Regions from separate parts of the Homo sapiens genome. Here region 1 is linked to region 2. A link is a loop called in an ENCODE intact Hi-C map of the cell type or tissue named here. Cell type or tissue: heart left ventricle. All regions are shown on one strand. Each heading gives the region's core, and the rest is flanking DNA. Links, peaks and the distances in the headings are about the cores only.

Region 1 (7,237 bases), core at 1,134-6,133, 300 kb before region 2:
AGATGTTAACAAGCTGGGCAGCCCTCTGAGTGAGAGAGGCACCAGCCCCAGAGGGCAATTTGGGAGTTGACAGTCGGGTGGGCAAGGCAAAGAGGCATCTGTCTGGCACCTTTAGTTTGAAGTGCCTGACACCATCATGTACAGCCTAAACTCTTTTTTATTAAAATCTCTCTTTCTTTGGGGTCTTTTTATTCCCAAGGTGGGGATTGAGGGGTCCTCTAAGACGTCTTTTTTTTTTTTTTTGAGACAGAGTCTCGCTCTGTCACCCAGGCCGGAGTGCAGTGGCATGATCTCAGCTCACTGCAAACTCCGCCTCCTGGGTTCACGCCATTCTCCTGCCTCAGCCTCTTGAGTAGCTGCGACTACAGGCGCCTGCCACCACGCTCGGCCAACTTTTTATATTTTTAGTAGAGACGGGGTTTCACCGTGTTAGCCAGGACGGTCTTGATCTCCTGACCTCGTGATCTGCCTGCCTCGGCCTCCCAAAGTGCTGGGATTACAGGCATGAGCCACCGCGCCCAGCCAAGACATCTTGAAGATGTTGCAAGCTGCAGACGTTTGACATTTCCTTGTGGCTGTCTATCATCACACCAGCAGTTACCACTACTTACCTGCCACACACTCTGAATCCAGGAGCAGTCACATCAGAAATGTCACACGTATGCTGTGCTTCATCCAAGTTTGACCCTGAAACTGTGACAGCAAAGAACAGCTGTCATGGGAAAGAATCTATTAGCACCTACCCATACAATCAGAGAAAGTTGGGATGGAAAAGGCTTCATCACAACCTTTTATCATCGTTCTGCCTTCATGCAGAACCACATCTGCCACTCAAATGGGAGGTGGACCACCTCTTCCAGACGCTTGTCAGAAAATAAAATTAGTGCAGTTTCCTAAGGTCCCGCAAACAAATTCTCTGTTCAAACAACCCCCAAATTTTCGGTGTCTACTCCCAAATCAATTCTTGTGCAATTTAAGTCCAAGCCCCGTGACTAGGTATCACTTAGTCTCTCTCAGCCTTCTTTTTAGACAAAATAATGCTTTATTTTCCTTAAAGTAGTGAATTAATATATGTAAAGTGCTTTGTCTAGGGCCTGGCATAGAATTTAAAAACCAATGATAGCTATTATTATTAGCCTTTCTTCTCATTGCCACTTTAAAGTTGACAGGCAGTTTTTGTTGTTGTTTTGGGGAAAAAGAGACACAGAGAAGGTAAAGCCATCTCTCAAAGTCCTCCAGATGATGTAGATTAGAATCCTGACCTAAAGGACCTAGAGCCAGGCATCTCCGACTGAGAATGGTGAGGAATATCTCTCTGATGCAGACCACTAGCAGGAAAACAGCTCCCCAAGCTCAGCCCCCTCTCCTACAGCAAACGTGAGGGACATCTCCCTGCAAACCAGTCAGGGACTTGGGGATGGGGGGTGTTGGAGGTGGGATTGAAACAAGCTTCTGAGAGAGGAGCTTAAAGAAGAACAGGAGCTCAGGGGCGCACAGGGGAATCAGATGTGGTCCTCTCCTCGCCACTTCCCTCTTCCATCAGTATCTCCCTCAGTTTTTCCAGCCTGGCAAGAACACAGCTCAGAATGTTATTCAGAAGCTTTGGGATTCAGTGGAGCAGGGCGGGTACACCAGTAGGAATTTGGAAAGACTTATGTCAGTATTTAATTTGGGCTAGAAAAATGTCCTCCAGTGCCTCCACGCAGAAGCCTGTCCTATTCATGGGCTTGGGGAAGACGGGGGGGTGCTCACAGTACCCAGTATGTGGCTAGAGTCCATATACACTGTGTGTCTAGCTCCCCACAGGTATGTCCCACATTTACCTATCCACAGCTGGGATCTGGAATTTTAGCAGGCAGTCTGAGGGCTCCAGGCTGGGAAAGAATCTATCACGGAGCCTGCAGCTCCATCCTAAGTAGGGCTGGAAATGATACTTAAGCTGAGCCACTTTGCTTCTTCTCCTCACCCCACTGCTCTGCTTGTACACAGATAACATAGACCCAGCCCCGGTCTAGGCTCTGCCCCCAACCTGCTCACTCAGAGGCCACTTAATCTAGTCCTTGGGACCAGAAAGGAAACATCCAAAAGTATTCCAGAAATTCTACCCCACCAGGAGTGTTTTCCAAAGACGAGTATTTCCCAGTTTCCGCTACTTTTCTCAGTGTCTAATTTTCTTTAGGCCTAGATTTTCTGTGTTATGCCTGCAATACAAGTTAATTTGCTGCAACCTCACCTCATCTTATCTTGGTCAGTGCTTAACAGAGACTGAAAACCATTGAAAATGCTAATTTAAAAACACTTTTTTCATCAGCCTCTTTAAGCTCTCCATGCTGTCTTTCTTGGAACTGTCTTCTTCATACCTATAACCTCTCCCAAGGGGAGCCCTCATGGTCACACCTAAGAATAGAGTTAGAAAAGCACCCCCTGCCCCCACTCCTCGTGCCTGGCCCCAGACTGACGCACCTCCTGACCACTGCTGCAAGCCGATGGATGCCTCTGGTACAACAGCAAGCCCCAGCTCTGGGTCTACCCAAGTATTACAGCTGCTAGGGATGTGTCCATGGACAATCCTACCCTCAAGACCCAATGGGTAACTTCATTCAAACCCCCTTTGCAGAGAATGACAACAGGAGCAAGTTTCCTGAAAGCCTCATTCACCATGGTAAAGACAGCCCTACGAGGCTTCCTCAGCTTTCAATGGTGACTTTTGCCATCTCTCCTGAAGTTTTAGCTGAGTTCTTGGCTTTTCCTTTCAAGTTACTGACCCAGTAGACTGGAGACAGAGTGGTTGATTTGTCAAAGAGGACAACCAGAGGGACAACAGGGTTAATAGCAACAGAAAGATTTATGCTAATACCATCCAAGCAGAACTATTGTCTCTACTAGAATTCTGCGGTTTAGGGGAAAATCTTAGGAGACTTCTTTTCAGGTTTAAAAAAGGGAGTAGATTGTAATCATATTAAATGCAGGAGGCAGGGAAATTATTTATTTGACTTTTGAGGTCCCTAGCAGCCCCAGTGCTCTATGAGTCCCCAGCTTCCTTTAAACTCAGAGCCTTGCTCACTGCTCTGGCAGTATTTAGAATGGAGACGTGCAACCCACTCAAAGCCCTGGCACACAAAGACACTTGTCTCTCGGCCCAGGCTTTCTCTCTTTAATTTCCTGCCACTTTTTCTATCTGTAAAGTATTAAGTCCCTCCATTTCCCCAGTCTTCTTTCTCACAGCAATTCAGCAAAGCCCTCCCTCTCCAAAAACAATCAAGTATTTCAAGGTGTCTACGGTTGGTCTTTGGCTACCCTCTGCTTCCTACTGCTGCCCACAGCTGCCCACCTGCCCCCCTATCCTGCTAAAAAAAAAAAAATGTCCCAGAGGGAAGGACGCTTAAGAACATTCCTGGGCCTGCAGAGTAAAGTTCAGGTTGGTGGTTAGGAGGTGAGCTGCAGACGCAGGCACAGTCCTCACTCTGTCCCTAGTTCTGCCCCTAGTGGCGCCAGTAAGTATGACTCCAATCCTGGAAAACATCTGCCCTCCATCCCCAACTTCCACCCCTTTATCTAAGCTGCTTCACAAAGGCTAATCTCACTGTGGCTTCAGGTTCGTAATCTGGGCTTCTCTCCCTGACCCGTGCTCCTCTTGTCCCCACAGAGTTCTCCATCAGCAGCTTCTGCACCGTGGTGGACGTCGTGAACTTCTCCAAGCTGCAGGTGCTGCGCCTGGACGGGAACGAGATCAAGCGCAGCGCCATGCCTGCCGACGCGCCCCTCTGCCTGCGCCTTGCCAGCCTCATCGAGATCTGAGCAGCCCTGGCACCGGGTACTGGGCGGAGAGCCCCCGTGGCATTTGGCTTGATGGTTTGGTTTGGCTTTTGCTGGAAGGTCCAGGATGGACCATGTGACAGAAGTCCACGGGCACCCTCTGTAGTCTTCTTTCCTGTAGGTGGGGTTAGGGGGGGCGATCAGGGACAGGCAGCCTTCTGCTGAGGACATAGGCAGAAGCTCACTCTTTTCCAGGGACAGAAGTGGTGGTAGATGGAAGGATCCCTGGATGTTCCAACCCCATAAATCTCACGGCTCTTAAGTTCTTCCCAATGATCTGAGGTCATGGAACTTCAAAAGTGGCATGGGCAATAGTATATAACCATACTTTTCTAACAATCCCTGGCTGTCTGTGAGCAGCACTTGACAGCTCTCCCTCTGTGCTGGGCTGGTCGTGCAGTTACTCTGGGCTCCCATTTGTTGCTTCTCAAAATATACCTCTTGCCCAGCTGCCTCTTCTGAAATCCACTTCACCCACTCCACTTTCCTCCACAGATGCCTCTTCTGTGCCTTAAGCAGAGTCAGGAGACCCCAAGGCATGTGAGCATCTGCCCAGCAACCTGTGGAGACAACCCACACTGTGTCTGAGGGTGAAAGGACACCAGGAGTCACTTCTATACCTCCCTAACCTCACCCCTGGAAAGCCACCAGATTGGAGGTCACCAGCATGATGATAATATTCATGACCTGATGTGGGAGGAGACAGCCAACCTCAGGCTTAGATCAATGTATAGGGCTATATTTTGGCAGCTGGGTAGCTCTTTGAAGGTGGATAAGACTTCAGAAGAGGAAAGGCCAGACTTTGCTTACCATCAGCATCTGCAATGGGCCAAACACACCTCAAATTGGCTGAGTTGAGAAAGCAGCCCCAGTAGTTCCATTCTTGCCCAGCACTTTCTGCATTCCAAACAGCATCCTACCTGGGTTTTTATCCACAAAGGTAGCGGCCACATGGTTTTTAAAGTATGAGAAACACAGTTTGTCCTCTCCTTTTATCCAAGCAGGAAGATTCTATATCCTGATGGTAGAGACAGACTCCAGGCAGCCCTGGACTTGCTAGCCCAAAGAAGGAGGATGTGGTTAATCTGTTTCACCTGGTTTGTCCTAAGGCCATAGTTAAAAAGTACCAGCTCTGGCTGGGGTCCGTGAAGCCCAGGCCAGGCAGCCAAATCTTGCCTGTGCTGGGCATACAACCCTCTGCTTTCACATCTCTGAGCTATATCCTCATTAGTGAAGGTGGCTTTTGCTTTATAGTTTGGCTGGGGAGCACTTAATTCTTCCCATTTCAAAAGGTAATGTTGCCTGGGGCTTAACCCACCTGCCCTTTGGGCAAGGTTGGGACAAAGCCATCTGGGCAGTCAGGGGCAAGGACTGTTGGAGGAGAGTTAGCCCAAGTATAGGCTCTGCCCAGATGCCATCACATCCCTGATACTGTGTATGCTTTGAAGCACCTTCCCTGAGAAGGGAAGAGGGGATCTTTGGACTACGTTCTTGGCTCCAGACCTGGAATCCACAAAAGCCAAACCAGCTCATTTCAACAAAGGAGCTCCGATGTGAGGGGCAAGGCTGCCCCCTGCCCCAGGGCTCTTCAGAAAGCATCTGCATGTGAACACCATCATGCCTTTATAAAGGATCCTTATTACAGGAAAAGCATGAGTGGTGGCTAACCTGACCAATAAAGTTATTTTATGATTGCATCTACAAGAGTGGAGTCATTTAAAGCAGACTGCAGGAGGGTTACTTTAGGAGGACCTGGTGAGGTCGCAGGTCACACAGGCCTTGGACTGATGAGCCCTCTTTCTCATCTATTCTGTTCGGGCAGATGAAGCTAAGAGGAAAAAAAAATGAAAAAAAAAAGTCACTTGTATAAAAGCTGTAGTTAGCAAACTGTGTTCTGGAAGTTCTTCTTTAAGTCTAACTTCAATCCTCTCTACACATTCCCTTCCATATGGTCCCCAAGAGATATAGAATAACTGGGGTTTTTTTTTCAACCCTTTCCACCATCCTCTCTTGCAAAGCCGGTAATTCGGGATCTGGCTAGTCCTGGGTATTGTTGTCTTAACTGCTTCTGCCCTCTAGTGGCAACTGTGCAGATCTGAGGGCAGCCAAGCCTGCCAAAGCCCGTTGGCCCTGGAAGAGGAAAACAAACCTTTACCCCCCATTTGTTTTCTCATTCATCCTGTGTTCATATCGTGAAAGCCTTTGAGTGCCAGATGTTGTGATAGGTGCTTAGCAAATGTCGCATAAGTTAGGAGGGCAGACTAGGCTTGTGCCTTCAGAACAATCCACTATTTTCTGATAGGGAAATAACAACTGATAGTTATTGGGCACTAAATTCTGTACCAAGCATGTTGCAAATGTTACAACTCCATCTTAAGCCAAAGTAAACTAATTTGACTATACTTCTCTGACGTGAGAGTTAGGCAGGAATGCTAGTGTGTGAAACTACCAGAAAGAAATCATAGCTCTAATCACAGTCCTCTCCTCAAGGACAGCAGATAAGGCCCCTCTGCCTTGGATCTCCAGTACAGGAAGATGCCATGTGGAGGAGACAGAGATGTGGCACATAGGGCAGGAATTATCTAACTATAAGGAGGAATCCTCTGCCTCTCCGTTTTTGCTTCTTTGCAGCTCCCATGAGCATCCCAACCAAGACAGAGCAGGGAGAGGAATGGGAGCCAGCCCTGCTGCAAGGCTTCCCTTGTTTCTAAACCCAGTGCTTTGTAAGAAACAGAGTAGCAAGAATAGACTGTCCCTCAGGCTCAGTTGACTCTTTTTCTTTCAGCTGCCATTTGATCAGTCTTATTATGTGCTAAGGGCTTTACTTATTTAGTATTCTTCACCATTCTCTACCATGGAGATTATTATTTTCACTATTTTACAGAGGAGGAAACTGGAAACAAAGACACAGAGGTCACCCAGGAAGGACGCATCAAGGCCAGGATCTGACCCTGGCCGTCTGTCTCCCCAGCCTGTCAGTTTTGCAATATTATTTACACTGTGCTGTCCTAAGGATCCTTGTATTGTTGGATTATTAGGTGTATGCAGGAGGCTTGTGGGTCACTGGCTGTCATAAATAGAGAAAGATCATCTTACTTTTTTTGGAGATGGACCCAAATCCATTCTGCTAGCATTCACAGTTCCTTTATGAATTTCCAATTCAAAATTCACTTTTCATCAGTAAATGTTTAGTGAGTGCCACTGAGCAGGAACTGGGGATACTGCAGAGAACAAAAGCAAACAGCCCCTGCCCTTGGGGGCTTGTAGTCCAGTGCAGTGACAGTCCTTGAACAACGGCAAAAAAATCACACTGAGGATCATGTAGTTAGACTGAGAAAGAGCTGTGACGATGAGCATAGGTCTACACCAGGATTATCAAGGAGCCTGGCCTAGATACTCTGAGATACAGAGTGAGAGCATA
Region 2 (7,237 bases), core at 1,067-6,066:
TCTCTTGGTCAAGGTGTTCACAACACACCCCCATACACACACACACACACGTGCGCGCGCGCGACACAAGGTCATCCCCACTTACCCGTGTGTTATTCCGTTCTGCTTTCAGTTCTGATATCTCTTCCTCCCGCTCTAGAAGCTGCTCCCGACACATGCTCAGCTCCCGGGTTAAGGTGGCAAATTCCTGAAAACCCCCAAGGCCCCTCAGTGCTTCAGGATTCACCCCCAAAGCAGTGTCCTGCACATGCAAGTCAGTGGTGGGATCCTCTCACCCATCCCTTACTTCCACCACCTCCCCCACAAAATCCCAATCCATCCACACTGCAGGTCAGTAAACCTGTAGCTAGCATGTGCTTCTCCAGAGGGGTCCACATCTCTGGGTCCTCCATGCATTCCATGTGTTAGAATCCAAGGGAACAGAGTTGTACACAAGAGTGAGAAAGTCACTGAGTCTGCTCTGCAGACCCTTCCCCATCCAGCCACCAATATGACCAGATTACATCCTCCCTCCCACCTGGCATTTCCATTTCTCCAGGAATTCAATGACATTTTCCTTTAGAAACTGATGGAGGGGAATTCTGCTTCTGGTTTGGTGGATTAAGGTCCAAACAGAAACTGATGGATATGAAAGAGGGAAGAGAAGGCCCAGCACAGTGACTCACGCCTGTAATCCCAACACTTTGGGAGGCTGAGCCGGGCAGATCACCTGAGGTCAGGAGTTTGAGACCAGTCTGGCCAACATGGTGAAACCCTGTCTCGACTAAAAATACAAAAATTAGTCAGACGTGGTGGCGCACACCTGGGTAATTCCAGCTACTCCAGAGGCTGAGGCAGGAGAATCACTTGAACCCGGGAGGCGGAGGTTGCAGTGAGCTGAGGTGGCACCACTGCACTCCAGCCTGGGCGACAGGGTGAGCCTCCGTCTCGAAAAATAAAAATAAATAAATAAAAGAAACAGGGAAGAGAAAGAGCTTTTGAAGATAATGCCTGCATGAGTGCCCCAGGGAGCTCTTCCAGCCCCATCCCAAGGCTTTGCAAACTGCAAGTAGCGGGTGAAATAAGCAGATCAAAGGACCTACCTACATAGGAGCAAGAGAGTATGCAGACCTGCCCAGTCAGGCTTTCTAGGAGCCCTGCTCAACCAAGCAAGGGCTACATCCCAGCTCCTGATGCCAAGGCAGTTGCCCTGGCTTTACCAAATATCCATGTACCAAGTATCACTTCTAGAGGGGCCCATTTCCACACTGTCAGGCCCAGATAACTTCAGAGACCTTGCCAGCCCACCCTCCCCCATCAGGACAAGCATACAGGGGTGAGAGACTGCTCCCACATTCCAGGCTCATCATATCCTGTTTAGCTAAACATCACCTCCTTCCAGGGAGGTTTTCAAATGAGTGGCCCCAACTCTGTGGATGTCCAAGGTCTAAGAGCGATGCAACAGGCCTCATCCCTGTCCTAACCTGCAGCCTCCCTCACACACCAAGGATTCATGACCAAAGGAAGAACTCCCAATCCCCTCTCATCACTCCAGATAGGGCAAAAGGGGCTAGAAGGGTTGTGGGAGGGCAGAAGGGACAAGAGATGCCAGAGCATGAGAAACCATGAACCTCTGACATTATTACTCAATTACTGCCTTTCTGTCAGGGCCATGGCCAAAGGTGGTCAAGGTCAAGCATCTCATACTCCAGAAGCCCAGGCCTGATGCTGTCTCACCCCTCAGCTTATGCACAAACACAGTCACACTTTCACAGGCACACACAGTCATGTACACATGCTTGTAACCAGAGACAGGGCTTGACAGCCTGCCACCCAGCCCTACACCATGACACCACCACCAAAAGGCTGGTGCTGCCCCCTCTCCTGGCCTCAAGCTCAGCAGCTGTCTTATCTCCCCCCACCACAGGATACCTGTCCCCTCCCTTCCACCTCTAACCTATCTGACACCCTGCTGTCTACAAATCTCCCAAAGCACAATGCTGTCTACAAACACAGGAGACGGTCTCCTCTGTCACCCAGGCTGGAGTGCAGTGACTCAATTTCAACTCACTGCAGCCTGGACCTCCTGGGCTCAGGCGATCCTCCCACCTCAGCCCCACGAGTAGCTGGCAGCATAGGCATTTGCCACCATGCCCAGCTAATTTTGGGGATTTTTGTAGAGATGAGGTTTTGCCACATTGCCCAGGCTGATCTTGAACTTCTGACCTCAAGCAGTCCATCCACCTCAGCCTCCTGAAGTGCTGGGATTACAGGAGTGAGGCACTGCACCCAGCCTACAAATACAAACTTCTTATCCTGGTTTTCAAACTTCTCTCTCATGTCATTTCCATATCACCTAAGACCCAGTCAACCTGGATCACCTGCTGCTTCTAAACACCAGCATGCCTTCCTAATATCACATCTTGGCTCAGTGGACTCCCTCCCCCTGGAAAAACCTCTGTCACCACCCGATGAAATCATAATCATCCTTCAAAGCCCATCTCAAAGGATACAGCCTTGCTGGGAGCTGTCCAGACTCCCCACGGGGAGGCTCTCTCCCTCTCCTGAAAGCCATTTGGAGGAGTGGTCAAGAACACCAACTTGGGAGTCCATCATTCAACCACAAATATTTGTGAGCACCTATCATGTACCAGGTCCTGTGCAGATCACTGGGGATATAGTGACAAGAAAGACACAACCCCTGACCTCATGAAGCTTCAGTGTGGGAAGTCAAGTAGGCCTGGGATCAAATCTCAGCTCTGCCCCTGTTAGCTGTATGATCTTGAATAAGTTACCTAATCTCTCTGAGCCTCATTCTCTGATCTGTAAGACAGACGTAACAGTCCTCCCTCCAGGTGCTGGTATGAGAGTCAAATGAGCCAATGTATAGAAAGCACTTAGCCCAAGCCCATCAAAAGCAGCTATTTTTATCACTGATACTGTGCTTAATAACCCTTTTGGGCCTCTCTTATCTTCCTCTGCATTCTCTCCGGTCACATGGGTGGTGTATCTCCTTCCTAGTCTATGAGCTCCTTGGTGGCAGGAACTAGTTCATTCACTCTAGGGCAACTTCAGAGCCTCGTGCACAGTGAAAGAGGAGGTCCCCACCTGCCCACCCAACTGCTTCACCAGGGCTCTGTATTCTTGTCCACCAAGCATCACTTTTGTGTAGGAAACTCACCCACTCAGGCCCAGCCCTTGTTCTCTTCCCCACACACTGGGAAGGGCCTGGCGCTGAGGCTTGAGCTCTTCGGCTCCTCAGGGCTGCCTTCCCAACCCCAGCAGCGCCCCCACTGGGTCAGGGTAGGCTATGCCATGTGTCCACAGCTGGCTTTCAATACCCATCTCTCTGCTCATACGAGGGGCAGAGAGGGCAGGATGTTCCCACAGTCACTGTGAGCACTGTCTCACAGACACACAACCCCCAGCCCTCTCTGGGTCTGGTTATCAGGCAGAGTTCACAGCTTCTTTGACAAGCAGCAGCTAAACAGCCCAAGAACCAAATCATCCAGGCTCCTGCTCCCTCCTGCATTCCCAGAGCATGCGCCATGCCTGGAATATCTACCAAGTGGGTGATAAGCAGGCATCAGCAGGGAGCTCCCAGGCCAATGCAGTGAGGGAGAAATAGGTGCAGTGGTGAGAAACTTAGCCCCAGGCTCAGTTCCTGCCTCCACCACACACTACCTGCATGGCCACGAGCAACTTACTCATCTCCCCAGCTTTAGTTCCGTGATTTGTACAATGGGATGATGGTGGTAACAGCACCAACTTCAGGGTTGTAAGAGTTTAGTGAGAGAATCCTTATAAAGTGCTTGGTCCACAGAAAGGACACAGTACACGGGACTACAGGACAGCTGGTGGTTGTGCTGTTGAGTGTGAGACAGGATGTCGAGACATCTGGCTGCTAGATTCAGCCCTGCCTATCATCTTCCATGTGATGTCTCTTGCTTTTTTGATCTATGCAATAACGGAGCTGGACGAGATGATCTCTAAGAACTCACCCATCTCTACTGTCTGTGATTCCCCACCCACCTCCAAGAATAGGGCACTGGAGAGGAGTACGCAGGGAGGAGGTTTCTTTCCAGTCTAGGGTGCCACCTACTGGCCGCCTGAGCTCACTGTAGCTGACACCTATGGCTGCGTTTTTCTACCCACATCAAATTCCATCCATTTCACCTTCCAGACTGAGGAGCATGGGAGTGACAGGGAAAGAATTCACGTAGAGAGATGAAGGAGAGTAAATGCTCAGTGAATTCCAATTATTGATATGCAAATAGATGCAGATGAGCTGAGGGCCCAGTGGATCTAGCAGGGCTAGAGGAGGGAAAGGGGTTAAGAGAGACGCAGGCCTTCGGGCCTTACCTGGGGGAGGGCGGAGTTAAGGTGGCGCTGGAGCTGGTCCCGCTCGTGTATGGCATCCTGGAGCCGGCTCTGTGTGGCCGCCAAGGTCTCCTGACTCTCCCGAAGAGACTCCAGCAACTTCTCCCGCTCGTCCAGCATGTTCACCATCAGCTGCTCGAAGTTGGCGTCAGCATCGGCGCCATGAGGGGGACCCAGGCGGTCCCCCTCATTGATTGTGGGCATCACCTCACACATGGTGGGGGTTGGCAGGGCCTTCTCAGCGTCAGGGGACAGGGAGGGACTCACAGGGTTGGCACCTCCAGGGGAACCCAGTGCATGGGTCTCAGAGTGGGCAGTGCCAGGCGAGTGGACAGGTGGGCAGGGGCTTCTCCCATAGCATCAGTTGCTTTTGCTCTGAAAGGGGCCTGGGGTCTGGAGTGCCCCTGTGGAACTGAGCCAGAAGGCCTGGCTTAACTTCTCAGGGCTGGGGCTGGGTGCCCTGTGTCCCCAGACATGCAGACAGCAGCCGAATGTGGCCATGACAGGCAGGGACAGCAGGGCTGGAAGATGGCCCTTCTCTTAGACTGAGTGCCGGAGGCTGGCAGAGTCCCAGCTGGATCTAGCGACACCCATCGTTTCTGGAGGGCAGTGTGTCTGTGGGAAAAGAGACTGCTGTGAGTACCAACTGGGTGGAGAAGGGCATCAGGGGAGGGGGTGGAGCAGAGGAGACAGGACCTGAACTAGAACATGGGGGAGGAGAGGGAGGTGCTGGCGCATGCCCCTTCTCCAGGCTTACTCACTCTGATGGCACCTCCTTAGTTCTCCCAAGGAATGCACATGCCTACTGCCCAGCCTCTGCCTCCCCCTGCTCCCCACAGCTGTCAGAAGTGCAGCCGCAGTGGCAGTGGTTCCCCTACCCACGTGGCTCACTGGCCAAATATAGAAATGATTCAGTCAGCGGCAGGGGAGCAGCCGGCAGGATGCCCAGAGTCCTCCTGAGACCTGGGGGTTGGAGGGGAGGAAATAGGGTCTCTGTGCCACCCCCAACCTTTTCCCCATCACTTAAGCCAACCAAGGCAAATGCAGATGGGTAGAAAGGACTCTTAGTGGGAGTGGCTGTGAGTCCTAAAGGCTGGACTCTTGGGGTCCTAGGAAACAGGGGCAGAGTAGTTCCTGCCCTGGATACTGGCACAACATGGCTAAGGGTTTGGAGAGGCACAGACTGGGTACTGGGGCAGGCAGAGAGCCCTGACCTGCTACATTGCCCATAATTCAGGGAGGAGGCTCTGGCTCAAGTCATTCCCCATTTCCAAAACCTGCCAAGGAGGACAGCACGCAGGCCTAGCAGACAGCAGGCTTGGATTCGGAGTTCACAGCCTCCTACCTTTGCATCAGAGCAGGGACTGAATGATGGAAAGGAACCCAGGGGTGATATAGAGGTGCAGGGTGCCACTCTCCTAGGGTGGGGCTACAGTGTGGCCCCTATCATGGCTGAGAATCTGCTCTCTTGGCGTCATTACCCATTGCTGACACTGCAGAAGTCACCAGTGAGGTCAGTCAGCATGTGCATAGCCTGGCTCTGCTGATACGTTGAGCCTGGCACAGGAGCCCAATGGTCAGAGCAAAGGAAGCCGGCGATGAAGTAACAGGAAAGTAATGAGAAAAAGGCCGCATGCAGCGAGGGATTTCTCTGCCTACAATCAGATTCCAACCTCCCTGTCTACGTTAGAAAGCTACCACCTTAGTCGTTTTTCAGAGAGGACTGTCTTCAGAGGTCCCAGTTGCAGGACAGAAGGGGTGTGAAGCCCTCAGCACAGCAATAGGCACACTGGAGGTGGCCCAAAAATGATATTTTCCCTCCTTCCCCTCTCTCTTATCTTATGGGAGACACAATGAAAGCCTTCTGTCTACCCTCGGGGTGAGAATAACAGGCAGACTAGGAGGGTCAGGGTGGACAAGAAGCATCAGGACCCAGTGTGAGGTAAGAGGTCAGACACTGCACAGGCCTGTGGCAGGACTGAACCCAGCAGGGAAAAGAGAGAAGGGCCGGGCCTCTCCTACCTGGACCCCCTCCCCAGAGTACTGATGCTCTAGGCAGAAACAGGGGAAAGGAAGAGGGAGACTAGGGAGCAATGTGGGGTCTAGATCTGAGGAAAGTTAGTGCACCAGCTTGAAAATTCAGAGCTCACACTCGCAGCCCTTCCCAGAGGGGCGCAGTAGTGCAAGCAGGCACGTGGGCATGCACACACACATGCCCCAAGATAGAAACACAGAGACCTAGAACAGATACACATGTGGCCACATACACACTCCCATGCATAGAAACTGGACACAAACTCTGGTCAAGGGGATCCTTCCCCAAGCCAGACAGCCACTGTGGAGGGCAGGGTCCCAGAAGGCTACAGAAGTAAAAAGTAGAAGCTTGGTCTGCCTCCTCCTTTCCCCAACACTGCTGCTGCCAGGGCAGCCTACTCGCACCTCCCTGCTCCTCAGAGCAGCTGGGAGTGGAGAGGAGGGGCTGCTGCCCCAGTCTGTCCAGAGCTGCCATCTCCCTGATGCTGATAACAGCCGTTCCTCCAATTCTCCCACCCACCATGCCCAGGTCCCTCCACCCTGAATGCTCCAGCCCTGAGGCTGAAAGGCCATATGGCCCCAGCCTACCCCCCCAAGCTCATCCACATCCAGGCCCACCTCCCCATCTTCCCCCACCCCTCCACACACACCAAGATGCCACGAGAGGCCAAAAGAGAAGACTAGGCTAGGGAAGGGGCCCCTTGTGGCAGAGGCTAACTTTGGAGAAGACTGTAGTGTGCCAGGAAGGAGCTTAGGTATCCCAGGAATGGCCCCAGCCCAGCAGATCCCCAGGCAGCCCGTAGCATAGCATAAAGGAAGAAGCCCAGAGCAGGGACTCAGGAGA

What was found. A loop is a pair of places that touch in the nucleus more often than their neighbours do. Peaks named below come from ENCODE experiments on the same cell type or tissue, not always from the same donor. Only the 100,000 strongest peaks of a DNase experiment are listed, where the experiment ranks them.
Region 1: a loop joins it to region 2, with 2.8 times the contacts of the local background. A loop is called at or near these places in 14 of 110 quality-filtered maps.

What each region holds. Positions count from the first base shown.
Region 1 is chr1:203,338,904-203,346,140 of GRCh38, reverse strand. It overlaps FMOD (fibromodulin), which reads left to right. Exons shown (of 3, transcript NM_002023.5): 3 at 3,647-5,513. The coding sequence ends at 3,798. Among named protein-coding and RNA genes, the nearest start is that of FMOD, 8.6 kb to the left of the region's middle. RefSeq lists enhancers at 1-264, 3,248-3,750. In heart left ventricle, for the core only: a CTCF peak has its summit at 3,489; DNase peaks (open chromatin) are centred at 3,757 and 5,913; H3K27ac peaks cover 1,558 bases.
Region 2 is chr1:203,036,347-203,043,583 of GRCh38, reverse strand. It overlaps PPFIA4 (PPFI scaffold protein A4), which reads right to left. Exons shown (of 30, transcript NM_001304331.2): 2 at 4,342-4,974; 3 at 86-187. The coding sequence starts at 4,575. Among named protein-coding and RNA genes, the nearest start is that of PPFIA4, 13 kb to the right of the region's middle. RefSeq lists enhancers at 1,488-1,987, 1,988-2,489, 4,171-4,330. In heart left ventricle, for the core only: CTCF peaks have their summits at 3,276, 4,085 (motif pointing left) and 4,940; DNase peaks (open chromatin) are centred at 4,073, 4,593, 4,963 and 5,203; H3K27ac peaks cover 3,145 bases.